2 separate regions of the Homo sapiens genome follow, and region 1 is linked to region 2. A link is a contact called in ENCODE Hi-C data. All regions are on one chromosome and are shown on one strand. The core of a region is the stretch at or near the end of the contact, and the rest is flanking DNA. Distances in the headings are between cores, read along the strand shown. Region 1 overlaps HIPK3 (homeodomain interacting protein kinase 3). Region 2 holds the start of PRRG4 (proline rich and Gla domain 4).

Region 1 (2,700 bases), core at 150-2,649, 500 kb after region 2:
GAGATTATATTGGGGTTGCCATTTTGTGAAGCCATAGACATGTGGTCATTGGGATGTGTGATTGCAGAATTATTTCTTGGATGGCCGCTCTACCCAGGAGCCTTGGAGTATGATCAGGTAACAAATAATGATAATCTAATAGAATTGGTAAAAAGTAAAGAATAATAACAGACTTACAGGAACACATGGCTGCAGGTGTACAATACACTGGAAAGTCTTTTTAACATAAAGTGGCAGAATCTGGGATCTTGTAGAATTGATTTTGAAAACTGTTTTATAATGCTGAAGTAAGTTTTCATAAAGTTACAGCCTATAGAATCTCAAAACCAGTTTTGTAAAATTATTGGGAAAATTTTATACTGTAAACATATAAAAGGTTGGATTGTGTGTCCATTTAATTAATTGTGCTTTGCTTGGGTGACAAACTTTGATGTGTGAAACGTCAGCCCCTCCCAAGGCATAAAAGCTCCTAAAAGGCGTTATAACTTTTGGTCTTAAACCAACTGCCATTATTGGTGTTTTAAATACCTCAGTAACTTGAACTCTTCTCAGTCTTTTTAGCTGTTTTGAGTGGTGCTGAAATTCTCTTTTAGCACTGTTTAATGATTCTCGGTAGAATTCAGCAAATTACCTTATTAAGCACACTTTTCATGGTAGTTTTCAGGTATATTCATTAGCCTTTCTGTACTATTAAACAGTGTTGTGTGCTAGTAGTCTTAAATATTAATACCAAGATTATTTTTTGGAGAAACTGCCATCTTATTTATTATTCTTTGAGTATCTTTGAGATAATGTACTCAACTCATTCTAATAGAAAATGCTAGTCAAAATCAACAAAGTAGTTACATTAATTTTGTCATTCTGATTAGTGAATATTTTTATTTAGATGATATTTAACTTTCAAGCAAGAAAAAATAGAAAATAGAAGAATTTAAAGCACCTATTACATAATCATGATTATAGCCTTGTATTTTAGGGCTATTTTCTCTATCAAGAGGAAAAAGAGAGGTAATTAATTTAGGTGACTTAAATGTTCCTGAGATGACTCTGTCATTTAATACTGATTATTAGATTAGATGTTATCATTGACTTTAATCTCTTGTCATCATCCATGAACCTTCCCTTTTAGGTTAGGTTTTCCATATTCTCTACCTTCCCTCCTCCATGTTCAGAATTCCACTGGGTTTCTGTAAAATTTTCCATACATCCTGTCTTCTTTCAGCTTTCTACCCAATTACTAGCTTTGATACAGATGCAAGACTACCGTCAGTTCTGAACGAGTTAGTAATTGAATCAGAGTCCCATAATCCTTTAGCTGTTGGAATACTGAGGCACCAGTAAAATGCTAGAAATACACCCTTGGCTTTGTAGATTAGCCTATGGCATGCATACCGCCCTGGAGCAGGACACCCTCTAGTGGCAATTTCAAGTTGATTTGTTATTATACTCGATTAGGACTTCACAGTTCATCTTGGACAACTGATATTAGTATTGAAAAGGACCCCAGAGATTACCCAGTAACTGCCCCCTTTTCATTTTATAAAGGAGAAAACTGAGGCCCAGAAAAATGAATTCACTTGTCAAAAGTCACAATAGTAATTTTAAAGACAAAGCCTTGACCAAAACTCAGTTTTTCTAAATTTTATAATGAATGTTTGTTTTTTTTAAACTAAACTTGGAACAGGTATTATCTGATCCAGATTGACAATGTTTTCAGGATGTATATTACCAAAGGGATTAAAAAAAGTCATTGGCCCTTGGCATATAGCATCAATAGTCTCACAGTTCAGTGGGGTTTTTTTGTCTTTGTTTGTTTTTCTTTTTTCTTTTGAGATGAAGTCTTGCTCTGTCGCCCAGGCTGGAGTGCAGTGGCGTGATCTCAGCTCACTGCAACATCCGCCTCCCGGATTCAAGCGATTCTTCTGCCTCAGCCTCCTGAGTAGCTGGGATTACAGGCACACACCACCATGCCCGGCCAATTTTTGTATTTTTAGTAGAGATGGGGTTTCACCATGTTGGCCAGGCTGGTCTCGAACTCTTGACCTTGTGATTTGCCTGCCTCAGCCTCCCAAAGTGTTGGGATTACAGGCGTGAGCCACTGTGCCCCGCCCACAGTTCAATGTTTTAAAATATTTTACAAAATACATGAATGCAAAGCAAATAAATTGTAGTGATTTTGTGGGCGTCTTTGTTTTGGCCCTAATCTGGGACTTTAAGCTCATTTTCAAGCATGGTATTTGTTATAAAGGCTTTGATAAATTTTGATAATTTTTTTTTTTTTCCCTATCAGTCTTAACTTGGTTTAGGACTTTCAAGTGCTTTTTTTTTTGCACTTGTTAAAATGTTCACATATGTTTTTCTTTTTTCTTTTTCTTTTTCTTTTTTGAGACAGGGTCTCACTCTGTCGCCCAGGCCTGAGTGCAGTGGTTCCATCTCGGCTCACTGCAACCTCCGCCTCATAGGTTCAAGCAATTTTTCCACCTCAGCCTCCTTAGTAGCTGGGACTACAGGTGTGTGCCACCATGCCTGGCTAATTTTTTATTTTTAGTAGAGATGGGGTTTCATCATATTGACGAGGCAGGTCTTAAACTCCTGATCTCAAATGATCCACCCACCTTGGCCTCCCAAAGTGTTGGGAATACAGGCAAGAGCCACTGCGCCTGGCCACATATGTTTCTCAGAACAGCTTTAGTCTGTTTA
Region 2 (2,700 bases), core at 130-2,629:
TCCCTTGGTCCCCAGCAAGTGCCAGACCACTTCGACCAAAGCATAAATAGTGTTTCAAAGAACTGTTAAGCACGTTCTTTGGATAAAGAAGGATGTGACCATCACCTGGCATAGGTACTCTGTCCACCTGCTGCCTTCATTACTTGATGCAGCAGTTTTTGAAGTCTTTAATCAAGACCTTTTTACGCTCTTTTACATTATCAAGGACCCCAAAGAGCTTTCACTTATGTGAATTTTATCTAATGATATTTATTATCTAACATTAAAACTGAGAAATTTTCAAAATATTATTTGAAATCAAGACAACAAAGCTTACTTTTTGTTATGTTTATGCATAGACTCAAGGAAAAGATCAAGATTTCAAGATAATTACTTCAGAAAAATGAGGTTATAGCTATCCTAGTAGATATGAACAAATAGAACTAATCAAAGTACAAAAGCAGTAGCCAAGAGAGTTGGTGGACACCTGTAGTCCCAGCTACTCTGGAGGATGAGACAGGAGGATCTCTTGAGCCCAGGAGTTCCTGGGCAACAAAGTGAGACCCCCTACTCTGAAAAAGAAAAAAGGAAAGAAAAAAAATTAAGTTCACAAGTACTGAGAACAAATTTTATTAATCTCTATAAATCTACATAAATCTCTATAAAATGTACATACTGATAATGTAAACATACTACTATGGAAAATACCAGAAAATACAAGCACGCTCACTCAGGTATTCTATTAGGAGACAGAATGATGACGTTATTACACTTCAAATAGCCCCTGGAAATTTCCACTGTACACTCTTGAGAGAATGAAAGTGAAAATGGCAAATCATTTATTGTTACTATAATGGAAATAGTTTTGCCCTCAGAGACCCCTGGAAAAGATCTTGGAGACATCCCAGACCTGGCGGACCACCATTGGAGAACCAATGTAATCAATTACTTGTAAGGTCATTTCCATTTCTTATCACGAATAAAGGGTATTTTGTCTGATGAATATCTTGTCCTCGTCCCCGGACCACCCTTTTGAGAACAGTTGACCTAAGGTAACCACAGGACTCCTGGCCCAGTGGGACCCAAAGCGAAAAGCCCTGGACGCGCCGAGGGCGCTCTGCTTAAGACTGAGAACCGAAATGCTTCCTGAATTAGGATCATTGAGAACGCCGAGTGCAGACACAAATCGAAAAGCAGCCACCCGCGCCGCCAAGGCGGGGCCAGAACTGGCGGCAGGCGGCTGGCCCGCCCGGGGATGGGGCAGAAGCTGGGGCGGCTGAGAGCGCAGCGCGGGCTCCCGGGAGACGCCGGCCCACTGCCCGCCCGCTCGCCGCAGGTAGGCCCGGCCCCCGGGAGGTGGGGCGCGGCCAGGTGTCCCCAGGTAGCCGCCTCCTCCCGTCCTCCGTCGGCCGCCTCCCCGGACCGAGGCAGGACCTCACCCCGCGCGTGTTCCCCGGGCGCCCCTCTGCGAACCCCAGGCCCTTCCCAGGTTTGCGCGCGGGGGCCATCCAGACCCTGCGGAGAGCGAGGCCCGGAGCGTCGCCGAGGTTTGAGGGCGCCGGAGACCGAGGGCCTGGCGGCCGAAGGAACCGCCCCAAGAAGAGCCTCTGGCCCGGGGGCTGCTGGAACATGTGCGGGGGGACACAGGTACGAGGCCTGGCGGCAGGACCTCGGCGGGGAGGGGGTTACCTGGAAGGGGCCACCTCGGCGGACTGGGTTGGATTCGAACACATAGCGAGGGTTGCCCGCGGCGACAGGTGCCCGATCAGCCCTCGGCAGGGTCACTGGGCACGGCGTTTGTCCCAGGCGCTCTCAGGGGCTGCTTCCTGGGCGCGCGTCGGGTTCCGGCGACCGAAACCGCGCGCCGGGCGCTCTTGCGCCTAGGCTTTGAGTACAACAGGTTGGTGATTCAGTTCGACAGAAACTCAAAGTGCTGAGCTAGGGGCCTTTTTTTTTTAATATTTTTTTTTGTTTGTTTTAGTTTGTTTGACAGTTGCCAGACTATGTTTACGCTTCTGGTTCTACTCAGCCAACTGCCCACAGTTACCCTGGGGTTTCCTCATTGCGCAAGAGGTCCAAAGGCTTCTAAGCATGCGGGAGAAGAAGGTAAGCACTAAAACGTCCCTGGAACCCAGAGCCGCATAGCACAGATCTCAGTGAGAAAGTGCAGTATTTGAAATTACATACCCCCAGCAATCATAGAAACACTAAAATATCCTTTAGTTTAATTTGTGGCATATTTGGCAAGGTTGTGTTTTTTTATGTTCTTTAACTGCAATTTATAGAATTTGATGTCTGTGAGTCTCCTTTAATAAGTATATACGTAAGACCTAGTTTGTGGTTAATTGAATGGAAAACCTATTTCAGCTTCTGAAAATCAGTGAGTGACATTTCTCTAGATGAAGCTGTGTGGCGATTATAATAAGCATAATTACTTGTTCTTCCTGGAGAGGCGAACGGGGAGTCCAGGATCTAGTCTGGACTTGCGAGACCCTGGGCGAGATAACTTAATCCCGTTTGGCTTGAATGTCTTCATCTGTAAAAGTGATGCGGGTGGGGCGTAAAATGATCTCTGAGGTCCTTTTTGACTTCAGATGGTCTAGTTGTCTAGATAAAAGCAGCTAGTTGAGAAAAGATTAGGTTTGGGGCTTGCTAACCTGGAAGTCCACAGTTTTTAGGTTTCAGATCATTAACAGTTTGTTTCCTGCCTATATCTTAAAA

Evidence for each region. A loop is a pair of places that touch in the nucleus more often than their neighbours do. Pooled maps may share reads with other maps.
Region 1: a pooled map shows a loop between it and region 2 (4-fold over the local background). The contact joins the enhancer-like site here to the promoter of PRRG4 in region 2. A Hi-C loop is called at or near these places in 4 of 37 single-sample maps with no recorded cell type and 2 of 50 pooled maps.

What each region holds. Positions count from the first base shown.
Region 1 is chr11:33,328,517-33,331,216 of GRCh38, forward strand. It overlaps HIPK3 (homeodomain interacting protein kinase 3), which reads left to right. Exons shown (of 17, transcript NM_005734.5): 3 at 1-117. Among named protein-coding and RNA genes, the nearest start is that of KIAA1549L, 46 kb to the right of the region's middle. Within about 2 kb of position 1,400, at least 2 of the 41 ENCODE cell types and tissues checked have a DNase peak (open chromatin) inside an H3K27ac peak, as active enhancers do.
Region 2 is chr11:32,828,548-32,831,247 of GRCh38, forward strand. It overlaps PRRG4 (proline rich and Gla domain 4), which reads left to right and starts at 1,380. Exons shown (of 6, transcript NM_024081.6): 1 at 1,380-1,626; 2 at 1,961-2,085. The coding sequence starts at 1,983. It also overlaps a transcript of CCDC73 not described here. RefSeq lists a silencer at 1,157-1,536 and enhancers at 1,957-2,006, 2,017-2,076.